3 separate regions of the Homo sapiens genome follow, and regions 2 and 3 are each linked to region 1. Evidence: chromatin contacts called from ENCODE Hi-C or POLR2A ChIA-PET data. All regions are on one chromosome and are shown on one strand. The core of a region is the stretch at or near the end of the contact, and the rest is flanking DNA. Distances in the headings are between cores, read along the strand shown.

Region 1 (4,168 bases), core at 1,249-3,748:
ATGTCTGTAAGACTTTGTGCCCTCCAAGGGGAAAACTTCACCCCTGTGGAGAATCCAGGCTCTAGGTTATAAAGTCTCTGCCTGTCTCTGATGGTTCTCATGATGCAGTAGGGATGGAAAGTGGGTTGGCAATGAGATGAGCTGATCTTTGTAATCATTTCTCTCTTATATTCCCTGGATGAGCACTCCATTTTGGCCTTGCTGCTCTCCTTACTTCCCCCTAAATGACCTCTAGGCAGTCCAGACTCATTTTGTCATGCTGTTCTCCCCCTGACACCCAACTCATCCAAATCCTCAAGATCCAGGCATCCCGTCCTCTAGAATCTTTCTGGCCAATTAAAATACTGGTCCATGGGTATTGAAATGTCAGAGGGGAAAGCTCTTAGGGAGTAACAATTTCTAAACTTACACTTTGCAGATGAGCAGACAGAAGCCCAGAGATGGCAAGAAACTTATCCAAGCTGCACAGCAAGTCAGGAAGAGGTAAAAAACCATGACCAGATTTTAAGGCCAATACTTTCCATCCACACTACTTACTCCCTAAGGCAGATTTATTTACCTTTGCATCACCTGGGCCTAGCTAGCACAGAGGTGATGCTTGTGGAGTGTCATAATGCACATTGACACCTTAAAGCATTAAAGGCTTTGACAAGTCTTGCAAGAAAACAAACCATTTTAGTTTTGTGTAATACAGCTTTGTTTGAACTTGTGCTTGACTCTGGAACCTGTTTGTGACTGTAAACCCTGCTATGTGCCAGGTACTTGGGCTAAGACTATTTCTAGTTTTACAACATCTCCCAGCTGGAAATGACCCAAACCACATCAACAGTAAAACAGATTTTAAAACTCTGGTATGTTCACACAAAAGAATATTATACAGCAGTGAAAATGAATAGACTATAGCTCTGTGCAATAACATGGAGAAATCTCACTGTATAATATTGGAAAGAAGAAACCAGACACAAAATAATAATAATATGATTACTATGACTATTCCCTTTACATAAAACCCCAAAACAGACAAGGCTAAACTATGTTGTTTTTAGGTCTGAAGAAAACGCAAGGAAATCATGACCACAAAAGTCAGGATAGTCATGAAATATTGTGGGGAGGGAGGGAGTAGAATCGAAGAGAGTCAAGAAAGTGCTTCTGGCTGGGCGCGGTGGCTCACGCCTGTAATCCCAGCACTTTGGGAGGCTGAGGCAGGCAGATCACTTGAGGTCAGGAGTTTGAGACCAGCCTGACCAACATGGTGAAACCACTTCCCTACTAAAAATACAAAAATTAGCTGGGCATGGTGGTGGACGCCTGTAATCTCAGCTACTTGGGAGGCTGAGGCAGGAGAATTGCTTGAACCTGGGAGCTGGAGTTTGCAGTGAGCAGAGATCGTGCCACTACACTCCAGCCTGGGCAAGAGAGCGAGACCCCGCCTCAAAAAAAAAAAAAAAAGAAAAAAGAAAAAGAAAAAAGAGAAAGTGCTTTAGGTTGTTTCTTGCGCTGGCTGGTGGTTACATGGGTATTTGCTTGATAGTGAATCATTCAATTATGCAAAGTCATATTTTCTGCATTTTGCTGTAGTTTTTAAATGTTTTATAATTGAGAGAATAATAAAGGTTGTGCTATCCTTAGCTCAGAGAATGGACTCTGAGGGCAGGAGTGGAGGTGGGAGGGTTTGAGAGGAGGCTGCTGCAGTCACCACTGCACCGATGGTGGCCTGGACTGCAGTGGGGACCACTGGGATGGAGGGACCAGAGGGATTCACGAGGGACTTAGCAGATAATTTGGCAACCCCCAGTGTGTTCACCAATGTGTTTGAGCTCCTGGCTTTGAACCACTGGCTCCAGGACTTCCTGTTCATAGTCCCTGACATTCAGAACCAGGAGGCCAAATGGGCCTCATTGGGGTGCCCCCAGGACAGAGAATGTGAAGAGCTTCGGAGAATGCCATGGAAAGGCGGCCAGGAAAAGAGATGGGGAAGTTGAGTGCAAAGAGAGAGCGGTGAAGAGGCGGTCCTTTAGAGCTGTCAGCATGGGGCCCCAGGCGCTCCGCGTGCCATAAGCAGCTTCTTTGGATTGTTTTTTGGCCAACACGCACAGGTCGGGTGGTGAGCTGGCCAGGACGACCCGTGCAGATGTGGTTGCAGCTGGAGGGGGGAGGCGTGCAGTGATCAACGAATAGATGAAAACCCAGTCCCCAGGTAGCCCCTCTCCGGCTCCCCAGAGCGTGTTTTCTTGCGTCTTCTTTCCCACCTCCCGGGGGTGGCCGTGGTGTTTTCTGTCTGGCTGGCGATGCCTGGCCGTGCTCGGGAACACAGTCCCCTTCAGAAGTGCCCCCCGAGTCTACCGAGCCATCCAAGCCCTGACAAACTCTTGAGGGAAGCGGGCGTCGCAGGCCCAGCTGTGTAAATGTTTTTGGTTTTCCTGCTGAGGCTAGGGGTTGAGTCCATGCCAAGACAAGCCTCGCTTGAGTTTTCTTTGGCAAGGCGGCCCGGCTCAGGAATGTCAGGCAAACTTTCCAAGTGGGATGGCCTGTTGGTGGGACCTGGGGCTGAAAGCTGAGCCTGGGGTGTACTTTGCCATCATCTAATTACCACATCCCCAATTAGAGTCAAGAAGCTGTGCCCAGGCTGGTCAGATGGGAGCCATTTTCTCGGTGTGCCCTCCCCTTTCCTGGAGGGATCAGGGCTATTTAGGGGGCTTTCTGTGGGCTTCCCCAGTGGGCATGGGTGGGAAAGTGGCATTCAGCATCCTCAGAATGATGGAGCTTTGAAGGGGATGTGCCGACTCCATTCTGGGCCCAGGCTGTGAAATTGGGAGAAGTGGCCACACCATCACTGTGAGGTGTGTGTTTTTCTTCTTCTTGTTTAACTCCATTTGGCTAACTGTGACTTGGAGCTTTCTTGGTGGATCTCATGGAAGAGAAAATCTAGAGCAGGGCTTCCAGATGGAAAATACTCCAGTGGTAGGCAAACTACGTAAATGAATGGAGCTGGCCAAGAGTGAGGCAACAGGGAGCGGCGGGGACTGGGGCAGAATGGGAGCTCATACCCTTTCTAAAGGGGCGGGTGCCTGTAATTTCAGCACTTTGGGAGGCTAAGGCAGGAGGATCACTTGAGTCCAAGAGTTCAAGACCAGCTTGGGCAACATAGTGAAACCCATCTCTACTAAAAATACAAATATTAGCCGGGTGTGGTGTCACACGACAGTAATCCCAGCTACTCTGGAAGCTGAGGCAGGAGAATTGCTTGAACCCAGGAGGTGGAAGTTGCAGTGAGCCAAGATTATGCCACTGCACTCCAGCCTGGGTAACAGAGTGAGACTCTGTCTCAAAAAATAATAAATAAATAACTAAATAAATAAATAAGGGAGTGGGTTCTTCTCAGCTCTAGCAAAGCCCAGCTGCTCTGGGTGAATATAATTCTCATGTGGTCCAAACATCTGAAATTCCAAGAGAGACCCCAAAGTGTATTTTACGCGAAATCTCCCCATCTCTAAATATTGGCAACTAATTAGATTTTTTTAAAAAAATCAATGAAGTGCTGTATTAGCCAAACAAAATACATCTGGGAGCTGGACAAGGTCTCCAGATCACCAATGTGTGACCTCTGGTCTCTGAATTCCTGACCCATAACTGCAAGCCGAGTGGACAGATGGAGACAATGACATCATCCACAACAATAGCAATAACAAAAACCTTTTGTTTCTACTCTGGGCCACCCTAGGTGTCATGCAAGCATTTTGTATGCGGAGCTTCATTGAAATCTCACATCAACCTGATAGGAAGATATCATCACGCCTACTTTATCGACAGGAAAACTAAAATCTCCAAGAAGGGAAGTGACTTGACCAAGGGAACCGATTGGTAAGTGGCAGTGCAAGAATTTGAGCCCGGGTCTGTCTGAATCCCAGCACTGGGCCAGAGTAAAGAGACTCGCCTTGTTCATTGATTCATTCATTCATATATTCAGCAAACATTTATTGAGCTTTTACTGTGTGCCAGCCACTATGCTAAGTTTGCAAGGGTTAAATGAAGGAATACATGTAAAGTGCATGGAGCAGGTAAGAACTGCTTGGTTTCCTAGCTCATATTATTATTATTATTATTACCAACATGGATCAATTTACAGCAGGGTGTGTCCTGCCCAGGCATAGAGGTGGGGTGGGCAAGA
Region 2 (4,476 bases), core at 937-3,436, 180 kb after region 1:
GCCAGTGCTATGGTTTGAATGTCCTCTCCAAAACTCAAGTTGAAATTTAGTTGCCATTGTGACAGTGGTAAGAGGTGGGACAATTAAGAGGTGACTAGGCCATGAGGACTCAATCCTCATGAACGAATTAATGTTGTTATCACATCACAGGAGTGATGGGAATTATCATGGGTGTGGGCACTTGATTTAAAAAGTATGAGTTCAACCCTTTTTCTGTCTCACCTTTTCTTACCCGTCCACCTTCTGCCGTGGGATGATGCAGCATGAAGGCCCTCACCAGATACTGGCACCTTGCTACTGGACTTCCCAGACTCCAGAAGTGTGAGAAATATATTTCTTTTCTTAATAAATTACCCAGTCTTGGGTATTTCATTGTAGCAGCACAAAACGGATAAAGATAGCCAGTTGGTGGCAAAGCTGGAGTTTGAACCAGAGTCCAACCTTTTACCTGTTATCCATGCGGCTTTCCCACTGAGGATGGAGTCAAGCTTCCTCCAGTGTGCCCAGGCCATAAGCTAAGCACTCACAGGGCAGGTAGACCCTGGGGGATCTCACAGCCTGGGGCAGTGGCTGGTGATCAGTAATCACACTCCAGCCTAATGTTCTGGCAGCCACCCAAGCTGGGCACAGAGTTAGATTCCCTGCCTGCTTCCTGATACTTAGCTTGTTCATTGCAGTCTAGCCTCAGTGTCATGTTTTTTCATTACCAAGAGCTTGTCCCAGCTCCTTGGTCTTGTTGTGAGTGGTGATAGCAGGGGCTCTGGAATCTGCCTGCCTGTATCTGCATTTTGACAGCTGTGTGACCTTAGACAAGTCGCTTAACCTCTCTGGGCTTTACTTTCCTCATCTGTAAACTGGGACTAATAATAGTACTTGCCTCATAGGGTGGAAATGAAAGTAGTGACTATTTAAAGTGCTTAGAAAAATGCCAGCACACCCCAGAGCTCACTATAAGTGATGATTACTATGGCTACTGCTGCTTCTATCGCTGGGGCAGGGGTGCGCTACAAACTGGAGTTGTCACCACAGATGAGGTCTGTGCTACCCATTGCCAACCACAGGGTATTTATTGGACACCCGCTGTGTGCCAGGCCCTATGCTAGGCACTGAGGGTGAAATAGTGAAGAAGCAGGCAGGCACCATCGCTGTCCCATGCCCCTCCCCCCAGCCTAGTGGGGAGATGGATGAGGAAACTGACAGTTCGACGCAGAGTGATCAGGGCTGCTGAGGGAAGCCCCCAGGAGGCCCCAGAGCCAGCAGAGGGTGGGATGTGGGCCTCGTAGACTTCTCGGAGGATAGGTGGGACTTAATCAGAAGAAGGTGAGAGGAAACAGGATTGGAGGTGGTAGGATCAGCACATGCAAAAGACTAGTGGTGGACAGACCACAGGAGTGTTGGAGGACCAGAATGAGGTTTTATAGTACTGAAGATCATGGGGGAGGGGGTCCTGAAAGGAGTGGGGGTTGGAAGGTCATAGAGGAAGGAGGCATGGAGGTCAACAGGGGCCAGATCTTCCAGCCAAAAGGAGAAAAGGGTTTGGACTTAACTTGAGGGCAGCAGGGAGCCGTGGAAGGCTGTAGGCACAGAAGGGATATAGTCAGATAAGGGTTTGAGAAAGACTTTGTGCAGCGTAGAGAGCAGCATAAAGTTGGGAGTGGCCCTGTCTTTCATGAAATAAGCAGAACATGGCTAGGAAATGTCTCCTGCAGGGGTGCGGAGATGTTGTTCCATATTCCGGCAGGAGGCCACATCCCCAAGCTCAGGTTGTCTCTGATGAGCAGCTCCCCCACCCCCAAGCCCATCCTCTGGGTCCTTAGCCTTTGTAGCCTGGGTGGCGTGAGGTCAGAGCTCTCTGGAGCAAAGGGTCACTGCTGATTCCTGGGGTCCTTGGGAGGCCACAGACAGCAAGGAGGGCTGTGGGGAGAGGAAAACCTACTGAGGCATTCCACGCAGCCGCCTACCCTGAAGCATCACTGGCCAGGAATGCAGGGGCACCCAGGGGCCATGCTTATCACCCTCCCCAAGCGTCTGGAGCAGCCCGGTTCCTGTCGGCTGTCCATCCAGATGGGCCCTAAATCAGTGGGCCCTTCCTCCTCCAGCTGCAGCTGACACAGAGCCTGGACCCCAGCCAACGCCCAAGCCCAGGAGCCCAGACTATAACATGTCAGCCTCCCACACACACAGACCCTGCCAGCTCCCAACACAGCCACTGGGTCTGGCGTGTGTCAGCTGAGAGATGTTGCAACAGGGAAATGGCATGGAGTCAGACAGGTATGGGTTTGAATTCAGACTGCTGGGCTTAGTGACTTGCCTCAGTTTTCTCCTCTCTAAAATGGGAATATTAACAGGACCCACTTCCTCGAGTAGCCGTGAGGATTAAGTAAGACAGTGGATGTGACTGCACCTAATAGGTCTGGCTAGCACATTCTGTGTCTCGTTAAATATATACTCCAGAGCTCTAGAGCTCCTTTTGTAAGATCAATGCAATTACCCGTATACAGCTCTGGACAGAATCTACTTCTGAGTTAATGTCTCCAGATTATTCCCCAAATGGCTCCCGGCACATTCTCTTAATGCACTCAAATTGGTTTCCCAGTTTTACAGGAACTTGTTTGAGACCCGCTTCTGGGGAAGTACACGGGTTAAGAGGAGGAACCTCCAGTTGTAGAGGTTCAGTACTTGGTCTTCCCTTCCCTCCAGCCTGATTTCATGGCCCCATGGAATGCAAAAGTTATAAATAACAAGCTATATGACATGTTGGAAGGTGATAGTTCTATGGGAAAGAAACCAGTAGAGGAGGATAAAGGAGATTGAGTGTCCCAGGGGTGGGAGGTGGTGTTAGAATTTTAATAGAACTTGGCCGGGAGCAGTGGCTCACACCTGTAATCCCAACACTTTAGGAGGCCAAGGCGTGCAGATCATCTGAGGTCAGGAGTTCGAGACCAGCCTGCCCAACATGGTGAAACCCCGTCTCTACTAAAAATACAAAAATTAGCCGGGCGTGGTGGCAGGTGCCTGTAGTCCCAGCTACTCGGGAGGCTGAGGCAGGAGAATTGCTTGAACCCAGGAGGCGGAGGTTGCAATGAGCTGAGATCCCACCATTGCACTCCAGCCTGGGCAACAAGAGTAAAACTTCATCTCAGAAAAAAAATATTAATAGAACTTCTGGATATAGTTAACTTTTCCTTTAAAAATTTCATCTTTGTGTCTGTTTTATATGGTACTTAATCTATGAATACAGTAGTGCATGGTCACAATTTATAAGCATGTGTATTTGTTTATATATGTATGTTTGTATGTATCTGTGCATATGTTTGTATTTTTTACGGTGTGAGTTCAAGTAGTTTGGACACCCCTGAGTTATACAGACACAAGCAGCAGGATTCTAGTGGATGGAAGATTACAGGCTTCCACTCTTAGGTATTATTTGCTCCCCAAGGTGGTCTTAGAAATCAGCCCTCTCCCCTCAAATTCTACATCCTTGCTGAGTGCAGTTTGAAGACACTCATCCTCAACCTCTTCATTCACAGATGAGGAAGCTGAGGCTCAGAGCAGAGCTGTGGCCCATGCAAAGGCACAGAACTAGTAAGCAGCTCAGTGGGGAACTAATCCAGGTCTTGGAATTGCCCGGGGTCTTTCTGCTGAGCCCAAACCTCGAGATACTCCTTAGAAGTGCTGGAGCCAGAGTGAGGCAGTGGAAATGCAAGAAGACAGGGACCAGGGCCTGAGATTTTTCTTCTCGTCCCCCCCACCGCCCGAGAGGCCACTTAAGCGGCGCTTAACCGTCCTGTGATGTATTGAACCCTCTCTCTGCGCATAAATGCGGCCGGTCAACCGCTAGGCAGAAATGCCACATATATTTCCTCCCATTAGATGAAATATGCCCCTAATTTGGCTGGGGTTTTGTTTTATTAGACCTACGGCAGCGAGGGGGCCCTGCTGCAGAGTAACCTTTTCCTGATCACTTAGTTCTCTCCGGAGAACACTGAGGGCCTCGATAAAGGGGGGAAAGAAACGCCCTGTTCTATTATTTTTCAGCACACATTCCCAGAACAAAGATCTTCCCGAGCCAAGGAGACACTGCGTGAGGCATTTCAGAGACACCTCCCGCTCTAAGAATGTTCCTGGGGCTGGGAGCCTGGAGACCCACGTTCCAGCCCTGAGGTGTCGTTTACAAAAGGAAGAATTGGGCACATTGCCTCCCTTCTCTGGGCCTCAGTTTATTCATCTGTAAAACATGGCTAATAACGGAACCCCCATCATAGAGTTGCTTCAAGGATTAAATAAGATCAAGAATGACAGAGGGCATTTAGTATACCTTCTCTGTTAATGTCATTGTTTCCAAAGAGAAGTGAGTTTCTTGATCCCTATAGGAGAGCGTGTTGGTGAATTCTGCTGGGCTAAAACTAAAACAGTGATTTTTTTTTCCCTACGATCCTTTAGGGGTACCCTTATGCTAATTAACCCTACCCCACA
Region 3 (4,304 bases), core at 330-2,829, 250 kb before region 1:
TGGATCCAGGCTGCAGAAGCTCAGCCTCCTCCCCAGGACAAACAGCCAGGCTCCGGTGGGGCAAGAGAGGCAGGGTCCTGGGGAAAACTTCCTCCCAGAGCTCCCCCGGGCCAGGCCTGGAGGCCCCGGGGAGGCCCTGCGGGTGGGGGCGGGGCGTGGGAAGGCTGTAAACTGGCTTGGGGCGGTAGGGCTTTCCTGTCGCTGCCGGTGGCCCCCGCCTTTGTCCTCATGTGTCACTGAGGAATGCAGCTACAGTCCAGATAAAGGCAGCTTTGTTTGGAGACCTCAGGAGGGGGAAGGGGGAAGGGGGAAGGTGGGGAAGGGGCAGAAAGAAGCAGGCTGGGGAAGGGGAGGGGTTACCATCACCTCCTGGCTGATCCCAACCCCCTGGCTCTGGGCAGGAAGCACCTATGCCCCCGTGGACACCCACATCCTCTGCCATCCCCTTAAGGCACTTCCTGACTTTGGGCAAGCAGCTCCCTCCTCTCTGAGCCTCAGTTTCCTCATTTGGATGATGGGGATCATCTGTCAACCTCTATGGATAGTTTGGAGGTTCCAGCCAAGTAAGTCATATGGTTGATTTGACTTGCAAGGCATATTGATGACTAAGAAAAAGACAGCCCAGAGAGGTCAAGTGACTTGCCCAAGGTCCACACAGCTTGACCTTGGAAGGAGTGATGCAGTCGGGTGTTTGCCAAGCATTGAGGGGGTGGGGCAGAACGAGGCTGGGATCCCAGGCTGCGCCCTTTGATGTGGCAAGCAAGAATGACAGGTGGTCCCTTGAATGTATGCACTTGCTCATGGAAGCCTCACCAGGGTGGGCGTTGAGTTTGCCCTTGGTCACTACTGTCCCCATGCCCCTCGGTGCCTGGCACAGGTAGGCAGGAATGCTCAATGATTTAAACCCACAGCCTCTGGGGCCAGGCGGCTACCACCTGGGGCTGTGTGATCTTGGGCTAGTCCTGATCCTCTCCATGTCTCAGTTTGCCCCTCTGTAAAACGGATCTAATATGAGGACTCCCCTCACGTGCACAGGCCGTGGAGGAGCCCATAGAAGGTCCCTAAATCAGCCTGAGGCAGCAGCTATCTGGGCAGACTGCCTGGAGGAGGGGATGGGCAAGTTCAAGGAGATGATCTGCACAGAGCCTGGCATCGGTTATTCGGATTAGTGGGACAATGGCTATCTGCTTGCTGGCTGCACAGAGGATTTTCCCAAGGTCATGGCCGAGGGTGCGCTGGGATCAGCCCAGGCTCCTCTGGGCTGTTTCTGCCCAGGAAGGAAGGGTGTGAGTCCTGCAGTGCAGGGGTGAGGCGGTTGAGTGCAGGAGGAGTAGGCATCATGTGCCACCCAGCTCCAGGCCGGGCTCTGCCCTTTTGAGAGGAGGTGTCATGTGGGTCTGGAGCTAAGGGACGTGGCCCCCTGGCCCCTCCTCACAGTGACGGATGTGGACAGACAGATGGTCTAGGGCTGGGCACGCTTAGTCATGGCCCAGATATAACCTGGGCCCCATGGGGCGGCTCCCTCTGTCTCACTGTCTCACAGCAGCTGCAGCCAATCCCAGTGGGTCTGAGGCCTCACTTTGCCTACTGAGTGGGTCTCAGCTCACTCTCTTTGGATGCAAGAGGAAATGGAAGCCCAGAGAGGGGAAGTGACCCACTCAAAGCTGCACAGCAAGCGAGGGACAAAATCATCTGGTCACTCACTGACTTGGCAAATATTTCTGGACTCTGAAGAGTGGACTAAGTCCATCAGGGAAGAACATACCTAGAGAAAGCACTGACTTGGACAAAGGTACAGAGGAGAAGTTCTGTGATGGTTAAGGGTGTGGGTACCAGTCTGCTGGGATCCAAGCCCTCTCTGGCACTTGCTGTGTGACTTAGAGCAAGTGAATCAACTACTCTGTGCCTCTGTTTCCTCACCTGTAAGTTGAAGATATTCACAGTGTTTATGTCATAGGGGTCTTATGAGGATGAAATGAGTTCATTCATGCAAGATGCTTAGCATGGGTCCTGGCACACAGTAGGTGCTCAATAAACAGGAGCTGTTAGGAAGGCATGGGGAATGAAGGACATGTGGAACATGGGAACCACCAGCCAGTGGTTGGTAGGGAATGTCTAGAGCCCAGAGTGGGGTGTTGTGGCCCCATGTGGAAGCTTGGGGAACCAGGGCTTAGCCTTGTAAAGAGAGTGGGTGGGGGCAGGGCAGGGTAAAGGCTGGGAGGTTCTGGCAGGAGGCAGGAATTCTAGGTGAGCAATACTGGGGCGATGAAACTAGAGCAGAAATGGAGGCAGGGACGAGAAGGAGGTGGAAAGGAGGGGCTTGGAACCTGTCTAAATGTGGCAGGAAGAGGAGGGGTGTCATCCAGGAGAACCGTCCCGGGTTCCAGTGGAGGAGAGGAACCTACAAAGGGAGAGATGGAGCCCCTGACTGGTGGGGCCAGCCACTCTCTGAGAGTCTCTGAGGTGCCCAGCCTGGCCCAGGAGGTATCATCATGCTTAGGGTGGCAACAAAATTTGCAGGCTGCCGTGTGAAACAAAACTGCAGTCCTCCTTGTTTAAAAGGCAGGAAAAATGTACAGTAAAGGTACTAAAATAGGAAATGTTTGCCCTTCTTCCGTGAGTCTCTTCTGCTCACCTGCATGCTTCACTGCCCCACTGGGCTTCACTTACAAAACATAGATAGGTGCAGAAATTAAGAATTTCAAGATGGTGGCCGGGCATGATGGCTCACATCTGTAAACCCAGCACTTTGGGAGGCTGAGGTGGGCAGATCACATGAGGTCAGGAGTTCAAGACCAGCCTGGCCAACATGGCGAAACCTTGTCTCTACTAAAAATACAAAAATTAGCTGGGTGTGGTGGCGCATGCCTGTAATCCCAGCTACTTGGGAGGCTGAGGCAGGAGAATCACTTGAACCTGCGAGGCAGAAGTTGCAGTGAGCCGAGATCACGCCACTGTACTCTAGCTTGGGCAACAGAGGAAGACTCTGCCACACACACACACACACACACACACACACACACACACACACACACAAAGAATTTCAAGACGGTAACAGCAAAACATAAACCCAGCTTGGAGCCTTTCTGAGCGCCGGGCTCTGTGCAACTGCAGAGATCTCATGGCCGTAAAGTTGGCCCTGATTCATGCCCATTCTGCAGAGGAGAAAGCTGAAGCTCAGAGAAGTGAAATATCCTGGTATTCTCACTCCAATTCCAGAACCCCCTATATTCTGCACCCCCTTCCAATGCTTGCTCATGTCTAATTGTTATTCACCAATCTCCAGAGAAGGGTTCGAAGCAATTGATGGTAAAATGCAGGAGCTGTTAACACAGGTGCAGTGGAAGGCACACCATGACCCTGAGGGAGGACGCCGGCCTGGGAGCTGTGTGACCTTGGATGGGCCGTGCAAACTCTCTGTGCCCACAGTCCCTCTGCAGAGACTGGTTCAGAACTCCTGTTTCCCCAGCCCCCAAGCCTTGCCTCCCTTCCTGACCCATATTCCCCTTGGTGTCTGAGGCTTGAAGCGGTTATAAAAAATAAAACCACAGTCCCCTGATGTGCTTTCTGGCTTCTCAGGCCTTATTTTTTTTGGCCGCTAAGGAGACTAATAAATGGCTTGCCACTTGACGTAATCATTAAGGGCTCCACTGAGCTGTGGGCAGTGTTTTCTCTCCTCCTTGGCCGGGCCTGGGGCGCACAGCCACCGAGGGTGGCAGTGATGGATGGTGTCATCATGGGGCTTGCCCGGGGGAAGTGCTGGTGGTGGTCGGCCATGGCTCTCTCTCCTGCAGGCTCCTGGGCTATTCATTATGCGAAGGAGGAGCTGAAGCGTGGGGGTGACGGCTGGCTTCCAGAAGGAGCATGGACTGGAATTCCAGGCGGAGTGTGGGCCAGGGTGTATATAAAGATTAGTGTTCGGGTGCAAAGAGTCAATTGATGAGTGGCCAATAAACAGAGGGAAGGAAAGCAGGGTATAATCCAATAATATACATTAAAACATTTTCTGAAGTTAGAAAATTGGTAAAAACTTTAAAAATAGAATTAAAAAATTAAAAATTAAAAAATTACGTGATTGTTTGCAAAAATGTTCTTAATTTGCCTCCCTTCTCTGTATCTGTATCCTTTGCAATGTGGCTTTGCAGTTCCTCCCATCAAGAGATAGAGTCTGTTTCCCACTCCTTGAATCAAGCCTCAGTCATGTGACATGTTTTGGCCAATAGAATGTGGTGGATGTGATGATGTGATTCTGTACCTGTTCTGAACCTCGGCCATAAGGGACTTGCAGCTTCGATTTGCTAACC

What was found. Hi-C counts contacts between places; a loop is a spot of excess contacts on that map. ChIA-PET counts read pairs that join two places held with the same protein, here RNA polymerase II (POLR2A). Pooled maps may share reads with other maps.
Region 2: a map of endothelial cell of umbilical vein shows a loop between it and region 1 (22-fold over the local background). The contact joins two enhancer-like sites. A Hi-C loop is called at or near these places in 3 of 168 maps with a recorded cell type or tissue (cardiac septum, endothelial cell of umbilical vein and heart right ventricle) and 2 of 50 pooled maps. POLR2A ChIA-PET finds 5 or more read pairs at or near these places in 1 of 52 experiments (endothelial cell of umbilical vein).
Region 3: a map of chondrocyte shows a loop between it and region 1 (2.2-fold over the local background). The contact joins two enhancer-like sites. A Hi-C loop is called at or near these places in 3 of 168 maps with a recorded cell type or tissue (HCT116, PC-9 and chondrocyte) and 2 of 50 pooled maps. POLR2A ChIA-PET finds 5 or more read pairs at or near these places in 4 of 52 experiments (H1, PC-9 and WTC11).

What each region holds. Positions count from the first base shown.
Region 1 is chr22:27,419,166-27,423,333 of GRCh38, reverse strand. No RefSeq gene overlaps it. Among named protein-coding and RNA genes, the nearest start is that of LINC02554, 110 kb to the right of the region's middle. Within about 2 kb of position 2,498, at least 18 of the 41 ENCODE cell types and tissues checked have a DNase peak (open chromatin) inside an H3K27ac peak, as active enhancers do; they include endothelial cell of umbilical vein, where a contact is called at or near this core.
Region 2 is chr22:27,236,866-27,241,341 of GRCh38, reverse strand. No RefSeq gene overlaps it. Among named protein-coding and RNA genes, the nearest start is that of LINC01638, 14 kb to the right of the region's middle. Within about 2 kb of position 2,186, at least 7 of the 41 ENCODE cell types and tissues checked have a DNase peak (open chromatin) inside an H3K27ac peak, as active enhancers do; they include endothelial cell of umbilical vein, where a contact is called at or near this core.
Region 3 is chr22:27,666,731-27,671,034 of GRCh38, reverse strand. No RefSeq gene overlaps it. Among named protein-coding and RNA genes, the nearest start is that of CPMER, 46 kb to the left of the region's middle. RefSeq lists enhancers at 1,309-1,603, 1,409-1,703, 3,080-3,579. Within about 2 kb of position 1,579, at least 17 of the 41 ENCODE cell types and tissues checked have a DNase peak (open chromatin) inside an H3K27ac peak, as active enhancers do.